Linked DNA regions of Homo sapiens: region 2 is linked to region 1. Evidence: chromatin contacts called from ENCODE POLR2A ChIA-PET data. All regions are on one chromosome and are shown on one strand. The core of a region is the stretch at or near the end of the contact, and the rest is flanking DNA. Distances in the headings are between cores, read along the strand shown. Region 1 overlaps COG2 (component of oligomeric golgi complex 2). Region 2 overlaps C1orf198 (chromosome 1 open reading frame 198).

What was found. ChIA-PET counts read pairs that join two places held with the same protein, here RNA polymerase II (POLR2A).
Region 2: POLR2A ChIA-PET joins it to region 1 with 14 read pairs in HEK293. The contact joins two enhancer-like sites. POLR2A ChIA-PET finds 5 or more read pairs at or near these places in 2 of 52 experiments (HEK293 and Panc1).

What each region holds. Positions count from the first base shown.
Region 1 is chr1:230,680,059-230,685,415 of GRCh38, reverse strand. It overlaps COG2 (component of oligomeric golgi complex 2), which reads right to left. Exons shown (of 18, transcript NM_007357.3): 11 at 1,781-1,842; 12 at 180-331. Among named protein-coding and RNA genes, the nearest start is that of AGT, 31 kb to the left of the region's middle. Within about 2 kb of position 2,920, at least 11 of the 41 ENCODE cell types and tissues checked have a DNase peak (open chromatin) inside an H3K27ac peak, as active enhancers do.
Region 2 is chr1:230,847,162-230,852,732 of GRCh38, reverse strand. The region is part of intron 2 of C1orf198 (chromosome 1 open reading frame 198); the gene reads left to right. Among named protein-coding and RNA genes, the nearest start is that of C1orf198, 19 kb to the left of the region's middle. RefSeq lists an enhancer at 498-3,956. Within about 2 kb of position 3,004, at least 23 of the 41 ENCODE cell types and tissues checked have a DNase peak (open chromatin) inside an H3K27ac peak, as active enhancers do.

The sequences.
Region 1 (5,357 bases), core at 1,671-4,170:
CTCGCAGGAGTAAAAATGAAACACAGACACAGAGCTGGAGACAATCTTGGGAAGTCAGACTACTGTGGTCCTCTGAATTAACCTCTCATGGTATTTACAAAAATCTTAGGGAGTTAGCCTAACATATCTTTAATTTTTATCAGTATTGATTATGGATGAGCTCCACAGCCAGCCCTTACCTCATTGACAAACACAGAGTATCGTGCCAAAATCTGCAGAGTGAGTCTCCACAGGCGATGCACCAGTAATGGCAAGAACATCTCATCTGACCAACACCTCCTAAGGCTGCTCCAAGTTCTATGAGAAGCCAAAAGGCAATACGGACTTTCAGCTAGAGAAAAAACAACAACAACACACATTTAAGGAATTTCAGGCAATTTTAGGCTATAGTCTAATGTGAGACTTCCGATGTACGATTCAAAGGTAAAGAAAATGGCCTTCTGAAGAAAACCATGTGGTCAGCAAAGCTGTTGGAGGCACAGGGATGACGAGTGGCCACAATCCAAGTTCCCTACCACATCCTTCATGCCACGCACAATTTTACATGACACTATCTCCCAGGTGTTTGGATAAACATCAAATACATATAGCATTCAGAAATAACGTTTAATAGGTACTTCATACCAAATCGACAAACATGGGCTGGAGTGGCAATCACTTGCAGAGGTTTAAACTTCAGTTTCAAATTTGTCCTATTTCACAAGAGTCTTCCTCTATCTCAACATACTTCTTATTTTTATAGAAGAAGTTAACTACATATGACCATTTTTGGCAAAGACAGATGAAAACTAACTCTGAGGCTAAAATTGATTCAAAATGACAGTAGACTTAGCTGTATAAAAGAGAGTGGAAATTTAAGTTGAGGAACCTAGATATCAGCACACAGTATTTCAGTGGTCACTAGGAATAAATATATGATACAAAAATTAATGAGGCTGAAAGGGTATGTCAACATGTACTGGTAAGTCCACATACCTACAACTGTTACCTGCCCAACATCCTAGGATGGGCGGCCAGGGCACAGGAGGCCCAGGATGCATGCTCCAGCTGTGAGTCATTCTCAGTGAGACGCAGGAGCACCTGACCCTCTACCATGCAGACCAGTCCTCAGCCTGGGAGGAAGGCAGATCACAGCCAATTTGCTAAAAAAAACCAGCTGTTCACATAAGCACACCAAGGGGCCATATCCCCTGGACAAGTTATATTCAGGAATGAAAATGAGGTCTGTTTCCTATATTCTTATTCATTTTTCATCTCTATAAAGCAAGAACTCTATACACCAAAACTATTTGGTTTATTTTTACCTTATTAAAAAAAGAAGTCAGGCTGGGTGTGGTGGCTCATGCCTGTAATCCCAGCACTCTGGAAGGCCAAGGGGGGGTGAATCACTTGAGGTCAGAGTTCGAGACCAGCCTGGCCAACATGGTGAAACCCTGTCTCTGCTAAAAATAAAAAAATTAACTAGGCGTGGTGGTGTACACCTGTAATCCCAGCTACTTTCGAGGCTAAGCCAGGAGAATAGCTTGAACCTGGGAGGCGGGGGCTGCAGTGAGCCAAGATCATGCCATTGCACTCCAGCCTGGGCAACACAGCGAGACTCCATCTCAAAAAAAAAGCAAAAAAAAGAAGTCAAACTAAGTGATTTTTAAGGTCCAACTTACTGTATGATTAAAAAAAAAAAACAGTAAAAGTACGCTCAGAATACTGCAATCCAGATGACTTGGTGAACTGAATGAACTCATTTAGGATACCATGCCACTTATCACTTTAAGGGAGTTACCTGGGGCATCTTCCAGGACATCTGTAAGTGCTGCTTCTAAGGATCCCGCTATTTCTCTAAATCTGAGATAAAAACAAGAAGAAGAATTAATGTTTATGACTCTGACAGATGCCTTTCCCTATCCATTCTCTGTTTTTCCTAAGTAACAGGAACTTCCTCTGTCACTCACTGGTAAGTCCAGCCTCGGAATGCCTATTCTCCCAGGCTTTTTTTTTTTTTTTTTTTTAACTGAACAAGAAATCGTGACTAAGCCACTGTTATATAAGGGTTCTCTGTTATTTGCAGCTGGTCTGAATCATAACTTACCCCATGTTTCTCAAATTAAACAAACTGCCAGTTAAGTCTCCATCAAGAAGTTGTTGCTGGTGAGCAGCACCTGATTATGATCCTCTATTCACTTCAAGGCCATAAAACTTTGGTTCCTCCAACCCATCTATCTTAACACCATCACAGGAAGGTAAACGTCCCCAAGCTAAGAAAGCTGCATTCTGTACCTGTGTTGGCAGCTTGAGAAAAATCACAGGAAGTGGCCAGTTAAAACTAGAACTCACTGCTTGGTGCTCTTCTAATCTGTGACCCTCTCCCACGTCCATGGTACTTGCCCTTCGGGTTCTACGGCTGTCTGTACCAGCGCTTCCTAGATGTGCGTTCTTTTTTCCCTGATGACAGCTGGCTCACCTGGCACCTCAGCTCATCCTGTCACAGACTTCTGTTCTAATAATGGATATGGACATGTTTTTATGACTTTGTGAAAGGCAAATGTGTTATATAGTTTTTTTAAGCTAGCTGCTTTTGCAGGCATTGTTTTCTAACTATATAACTCTTGCAATTTCATATATCTCTTTACTAGCATGCTCTTTTGTCACCTGCTAATTGCCTTACTAGTAATGAATTCTGATGCATGCTCAATATCAATTTATCCAACTGATATTAAATTATTTTTTATAGTACATAATGTGCTTTTACAAAGCGGTTCACAGACTGAGCTAAAGGCAACTGTCTGAAGAGTAAAAAGAACAGCTTGAGACAAAAAGCAGCAGCCCTACCCAACACAGCTGAGCACTGAAGACACTAAGGCTATCCTGTACCATTGTAGCTGGCTGGTTTCCAGTAGCTGTCCCGTCTGCCCCATGGAAGGAAAGGAACTCTAATTGCCCAGTGAAGCTTACAAAAGGCTAGTCTTTTCAAGCTGCAGTTGAGAGGTACAGAAGGAACAAGTGACAGATGGAAAAGTGGGATAAGAGAGCACTGGAAACTAGCCCAGGAACAGCAGTAAGAGGAGGCAGTGACACTGAGCACGGGAACAAGGGAGATGGGATTGCTCTGCACCTGGGAGAGCAAACCAGCACCTAGAGCTCAATCTCAGACCCCCAAGTCCTGCCTTTTTTCAAAATCTAAACAAAATATAGGAAGTTAGCCCTGATACAGAAAAGGCCTGATAGCTGGCACAGCACTGTTTATATCAGGGAAAAACTGGAAGCAACCTAAATGGCCAAAAGAAGGAATATGCTTATGGAACCTGAGATATATTCAATGGACTAGTATGCAGTATTAATGTGGAAGCTTGATGCTATTTTCCAATAAGGAAAAATAGGTATAATTTAGTACTATCCAAAGACATGGGACACAAAGTTTTATGTATATTTATGATAATTCTGAAAAGCATAGAAATGAAAAAGGACCAAAGAAATGCAGCAGAGCCTTGATCCCTGCACTTCACAGAGACGTTCTGCCTGTCTGTGAGCAGGGACAGTGATACATGATTACAACTGCCTGAGTCACTTGGCCTAGGTGTGCTCCCCAGCCAGGGGACCAGCCCCTCACACAGCTCTGCTGTGCAGTCACTTCCAGGAATGAAGCAACAGATCATATTTCTTCTTGGAAAATGGCCAAAAGTGAGAGGGAACCTCTGCTGAAATCTGAAAAGCCATGCTGTGGTTTTCATGTGCACATCGAATGTCATTCTACTCTCAACAGGATCCATGTAAGAAGGGCAACCCCAAATACAAACATTTCTAAATTCTTAAATATAGGCCTGGGGAAGGTCTCTAGACATATTCCTCCACGAACATCACAGGTCTACAATAATACTTAAATAAAAATAACAATGGCGATAATAATAGTGATGCCTATTGTTTTTTTTCTCTGAAGTATTGGAAACATCATTAAGTGCACCCGTCTCTTGTGGATACACATGTCTGAGAGGAGTGCAGGAACAGGAAAGGGCTACTTGCACCTTAATACTACTATGTAGATTCCACATCATAAGACTGTGTTCAGCATATACTATGTAATACAGTATATACATGTGAATGTACTATAAAGATTTCAATTTTAAAAAGAACAGCAAACTGAAATTTAGGCTTTAGCATTTAAAGAGCTAACACCTGCAGTTTCCAGGCAGCCACTGACTCATTATAATTTGGGGCTGTTTTGATCACATCTGCATTTAATTTCTTCCTATGAGATACTAAGTCCTCATCTACTTTCCAATATGCCTGTAGGTGCAAATGAAATGTAGACACAGTGGGGTCTCAGGAAGAGTGAGAGGATACAAAATGTGTTCACAAGAATTGTGGTGGTGGCTGGGGTGGGGAGGTGGCCTTTTTCCTGAAGGTGATTGGGATGTGGGTATATAGTCAGATCCAGGAGCAGAAAACTATTACTGAGAGTAATATTTCTTCTTAGGAAATGTCCAACCATCACACCCCACTGTCTTTAGGTTTACTTCAAATGACCTTGAAATGAATCTGATGACAATGCAACTCTGACCCTAATCATGTTTGCGGAACTTTTTGTCATCCTTCAGAGCAAACAACTCAACACCTGATAAAAATCAATAGAAAAGTTCTACAAAGTCTTAATGGAATTTACTTTTTAGATGGAAAAACAAATGTACTAAAGACAAGTTCTACACTTCCGTAACTCAAACGTGTTTTTTTAAAATTTCATGAATTTTAAATAAAAGAGGTTTTTTAAAAAAGGCTAATCAGCTCCTTTGAAGGCTTAAGGCTGAAATCTGGTGAAGGTAAAAAAGACTTTCAGGGAACTGGCTGAGTTTCAATGTAGTTTAAGGTCCAATTACCAGCTTTGAGAGAAACTGAAATGGAAGGGAGATGCAGCTGAAGCCAAGCTGGGCCGTCACCAAGGGGCCCAGCCTGGCAGAGCCAAGAGCATGGGCTGAAATAGCCCATGGGAGCTCCAGGAGGTGCAGGGGTGGGATGGAAGAGTGAGGTGATGCTGCATGGGTCCCAGGGTCTGAGGAAAAGGACCAGGAAAGTTTGGAGGCAGGAAGCAGAGGAGTATGTTTGTGAGGTGACAGCATTAGATAACTAAAGCAATCTAACTCCAAACCTGGACGACAAAAAGAGATGGGGAAATGTAAACATTATTTCTACATAGCAGTATCATTTTATAAAATGATGCTTTGCTATTTTAAATCCTGCTCACAAATCAAAAAGGTTTCTTGCCCTGGCTTGATGTTGATTATCATATACCAACTATTTCCAGTGCATCCCATTAATATCTTAGATGAACAAATCCGTAATTTCCTGCTGAGAGACCAACTACATGATGA
Region 2 (5,571 bases), core at 1,755-4,254, 170 kb before region 1:
TCATTGATTTTTTTAAGTTTTATTTTTAATTGTGGCAAAATACACACAACATAAAATTTTCCATCTTAATCATGTTTATGTGTATAGTCTGGTGGCATTCAGTACATTCACATTTTTGTGTAAACATCACCATCATCCATCTCGAGAACTCTTTTTAAAAATTATTACTTTTTAATTGACAAATGAAAAATTGTGTATATTTATGATGTACAACAAGATGTTTTGATACGTGTGTACATTGTGGAATGATTAAGTCAAGCTAATCCACACCTCCAGAACTCATCTTGCAAGACTGAAACTCTGTTCCCATTAAAGAATGACTGCCCCCCACTCTCACTAGCCCATGGCAGCCACCATCTATTTTCTGTCTCTGAAATCATTCATTGATTTTTTTTTTCCAGTAGATATTTATTGTATACCCCGTTTATGTCAGACATTATGCTGCAGGCCCAGAGTTGAGCATATGCCACTTCTGTGCTCGAACAACAGCTCAGTGAGTGGACAGCTGTGTTTGGTGGCAAATCTCACTCAGCACAAAAGCTATAGCCACCGAGTCACTCCAGTCATTTTCTCCATACGTTTAACCCAAATTTGTACACATGTTGGGTAGATGTAACCTCATGCCCTTCTTCAGCTATTCAGTTCAACAGACATTTAGTGGATGCCAGCAGAGTGCCCAGCTCTGACTTCTCCATCCCCTGACGAATCTACCTACACAAGGGTAAGCCTGACCCAAGGTCATGGCCATGGGCAGAGTTAAGAATCGCAGGGATTTTTGGTTTCTCACCCAACTGCTGCACCTCTGTATGGGTTCCTTTCTCTTGGCCAGCCCATGACCATTCCACCTCCACAGAATGAGCTGCGGTTGTGCTTGGGACCTGTGGTCGCTGCCCCCATGCAACGCAGCTTTGATCAGGAGAGCTCGCTGCAGCCTCACAGTAGCAGCTGTGCACCCACCTGGTTTTCCAGCCTGTCCACCCTGCCTCGGTTGCCTCCTCTGAGGCTGATCGTGGCTGTGGTGCCTCTGTTACCCAGACTTCTTCCATCACAGAAGGGAGGCCTGCCTGTCCCAGAAGGGTGGGGGTGGTCGTGATTGTCATCTTTTCCACTCATCTATCAGCTTGGCAGGCGTGCCAGGGGAGAGGGGGCCAGTGGGGACCTAATGTTGCATTCCTGTCTCATGCTACTGCTGTTTCGAGAGGAAAAAACTCAGCACTTAGAAGGCTCCAGACAGGAGGAGGCAGGGAGTGGAGAGAGGATTCTTTACATTCCCCAGGCGGTCTGGGCTGGAGAATTCAGAGGAGAAAATGCCTTTGGGGCAGGTCAGGCCCTGCTTCAAAGTTGGCTGGGCTCTTGGGACCCCATCCCCAGCCTTGGTTGGCTGGGCTCTTGGTTGGCTGGGCGTTGTGACCCTGTCCCCAGCCTTGCCCCTCCCCCAAGCTGTCTGGCTGCTTCTCCTTTCTGGCTACCCCCTTCCTTCACCTGATGTCCAGCTGCCTATTAGGGCAGTAAGTAGGTTGGGCTGGGGATCGGTTCCTTGATTTCATGGGTATCAAAAGATCTTGGGGGGCTAATATAGATCATTCCCAGAGTAGGGAAGCCTTCCAGACGCCTCCTTGGGAAGATACATAAGCATTTATGAGCACAGGCCCTTCCTCTGTGCTGTGCCCATGATAGGGATGTGTGTGTACTCTGAATTCTTTCACCCTTGGGAGGCTGGTGTCCCTGTTCACGCTGTGGGTCAGGACACCGGGATGCAGGGGGTCAGGTGCCTGGCAGGTCGAGTGGGCGGAGAGCAATTGGAGCTCAGGTCTATCTGTGACTTTCGGGGCTTTGCTGCCCATGGTGGGACAGAAGGGCTGTTCCAGCAGGATGTTCCTGGACATAGAGGATTCATTGGCTCTGCTCAATGGTTCCTCCTCACTACCAGTCACGGGGCTTCTGAGAGGCAGGACACCATGGGGCTGCATCCACCCACCCGCAACTTGGTCTCTGTGCTTCTCACCGAGACCCCCATCTCTGCCCAGCAGTCCCCTCCCTCCCTCCTGCCCTTCCTCTGGGCTGTGCCTCACCCCTTCCTGAGACAACAGCAGACCCCTGTGTGCCCCTGCTCTTGGCCTTTCCCTGCTCTCCATGTGTGTGGGACGATGCGTCACTCGCTCAGCCCTGCCCTCAGCCCTGCACTGCCATCCCACAGGCTCTGTTCTCACCCACCTCAGGGACCATGTTCTCTTGGACCTCAGTGTTTTGCTCCGTCCCCTGACCCCTATCCACCTGAGAAGGCCCCACTTGCCCTCCAGACTCAGCACAAATCCTCTTTTAACAGTTGTCCCAATCAGGAATCTCACCACGTGCCGGGTCTGTGCTGAGCACCCTCCCTGCATTGCAGAGTGTAATCCTCACAGCAACCCACCTTACAGATGAGGAAACTATGGCATAAAGTGAAGATGTGAACCAGGCAGTCCTAAGCCCAGTGCTGGGCTCTTAAGCCCTATGCAGCTTCCAGAGTTACCCTCTTCCCTGTTACCGTTAGGAAGCACTGTGATAGAGGAAAAATGGGGATCATGCTGATGAATTCCTTGTTGGTGCGTCTTTGTCCCTGTGAGATGATGAGCCCAGAATGGCAGACACAATTATTTGTCCCTTAACCTTGACAACCCTGGGGACTGGTGCACCTCTGCACCCATTTCCTGTTGGGCCTCAGCTGAGTTCTCCCTGGCTGGTGTTTTTTGCCTTAGAGGCTGACGGGGTGGATGTTTGTTTGCTTACGTTCACGCCCCGTCTCTTTGGGCCCCTGGGTTTGTCCCTGTCAGCTGCCACTTCTACTAAATTTGTGATTCTAAAGGTTTTTAGTATCCTCCTGCTCATCTTCCTCCTCTTCCCTCTTTGGAGGGGAGGTGGGAAGAATAGATGTTAAGTGGTTGGTGAATGTATTAGGATTTGCTCCAGTAAATGATGATCTTTTCTGACAAGGCTTCTGTAGCCTTTGTCTCAACAATTTAGATCTGTCCGAGGCTGCCAAGCCAAACAGTTAGTTTTGGCAGCCTGCACTCGTCTTTTACTGAAATATTACACATTCCTCTTCAGTGAGTGGGACGTTAAAAATAGACACTGGGCTCGGTTGTGGTCCTTCTGTTTTTAGAACAGACATGGCCAACTGAGACCCAGTTCCCCGCATGGGGTGACTGACGCCCAGCCCTGGCCTGGCTGGAGGGAGTCCTCCCAGCAGAGCCTCCGTGGGCACTTGGGACATTGAGGCTGGGCTGTCAGTGTTGCCGTCAGGAGGGACGGCTTCCTTGTGGACTCTCCTATCTCCCCTGTCTCAAAGACTATAGAAGACCACTAAGTTGCATCCCCAAACCCCGGCTTTCTGTCTGTGGCCAGCGCCCATGAGTTGGCGTCCCATGGCCCATGGGTTCCTCCCCTTCATGAGCCTCATCCTCCCGCCAGCCCTGGCTCCCTGTTGCTCAGTGCCGTGGGAGAGGGCTGGCATGACCTCCTTTCTCAAGAGCCCAGCTCTTTTTCCACACCTGTAGAAAATGGACTTTTGTTCTAGGAAAGTCTAGGCTGTGCCCTGGACTGGAAGAGATGGGGAGTGGCCAACAGTGTGGAGTCACCGAAGCAAAAAGCAGTAAAACTTACTTTGAAATGGCAAAAGGGGCTCTGCCTTCCTATGGTCTGCATGTCGGTGTGTCTTTGAAAATGAGCTTGGAGCCACTTTTCGCTCTGTCCTGGTGCTGTGTGCACACATACCAGTACAGGTCCCCCCTGGGTAGAATGAGGTCCCTGGGCAGGATGGGCTGCAGTTCCTGAGAGATGGGCTTGATCTCCCCTGGGCCCCCACCTGGCCCTGCTAGAGTCTGTTTTTATTATAGTTCCTGGAGTTTTTAGAGCTGAGCAGAGTCGGATCTAGACAGGAAAAAAGATTCTTCCCCTACCCCAAAAGGTTTGTGTTTAGAAATTCTAGATGACAAACCCTTTTCCTTTGGGGAAAGCAGTGGGGAAGAGGCCTAGCACCCAGCAGGGTGATGGACAAGGGCAGGTTTTTTTTCGATATACAATATTTTGAAATATTGATAGGGTACATGTGATATTTTGTGAAATCAGAGACTGTATGTTCAAGTTAGGGTATTTGGGGTGTCCATCACTTCGAGTATTTTTAATTTCTATGTGTTGGGAACATTTTACATCCTCTCTTATAGCTATTGCAAAATACACAACACACTTAACTGGAGTCACCCCGCTCTGCTGTTGAACACTAGAGCAAACACTTACTCCTTCTATCTCATTAGCCAACCTCTCTTCATCCCCTTCCTACCCACACACCCTTCCCAGCCTGCAGTATCTATTTCTTCTACTCCCTGCCTTCATGAGATCATCAGGGCTGTTTTGTTAAAGGAGATTGTAGTTATACGTTATTTGCAAAATTATGAACAGCATACACATACATAGGGAAAAAGACTTAGAACTTTTTTCTTTGTTAAGTTCTTGTCTTCCCCATAGTCACCTCCAGACCCCCTAAACTAGGTAGCTGCTTCTGCCAGCAAAGCCCTCTTCTCTAGCCAGATGACACCCTCCTCTGAAGAGCTGTTGCCAGGTCTCCAGGTCTCCTGTTACCCAAGCAGGGCTGGGAGTGACCTCTGTCATTCTGTTTGAGGAGGTCACACCCAGCTAAGTGCTGCCCGGTTCCCTTCCGCAGCGCCCCTGAAGCAGCCCAGGAACCACTGTGACTGGCGTTTCCCCCCAGCATCCCTGGCTCTGCCCACTGCTGCCCTCCACGTACACAGGAAGTTCTGTCTCACCTTCTAGAGGCTTCTTAGCAGGGACACCCATGGTAGAAATTGCTGATCCTAAAAAAGCCTGGGGTTTGATGAAGTGCTCAGTTTTAAGTGCCTTCCTTACACTACAATTTCCAGATCAAAGTCAACTTTGTCCCCTGAGTTGGGCCCCACTTCTGAGCCATTTTTAGTGATTTGCCTATTTCAAGAAACTATCATCTCTATCCCACAGTCTTTCTGTATTCTGTTGTGGAATTTGGAAATATGCAGAGTATTCAGAATGCACCACTCAGAAACAGTCCTTTAAAATCAAATTAGATCACACACATACATAAAGAAATCCCACTGTGTCCATTGCTCCCGGCAGCTTCCATGGATGTCATACCTGGTGGCCACCTGTTGTTTTGCAATGCAGGGATGCCCAGCCATGGATTCAGGCTTAGAATCTCTCAATCCAGGTTGAAATCCCAGCTGCACAATCTCCTAATGGGCTAGTGACCCTAGGACAATTTAATTCATCACTCCGATTCTCCATTTTCTCATTTGTAGAATGAAAATAATAATAATTTAGAAACAACAGTCCTGATACATCAGGCACACTGAGTAATCTACATTGTCTTTAACCAGAGAACCAATGCTTTGATGGCTGTTTCTTTTTTTTCTTTTTTTTTTTTTTGAGACAGAGTCTCATTCTGTTGCCCAGGCTGGAGTGCAGTGGCGCGATCTCGGCTCACTGCAACCTCTGCCTCCTGAGTTCAAGCGATTCTCCTGCCTCAGCCTCCTGAGTGGCTGG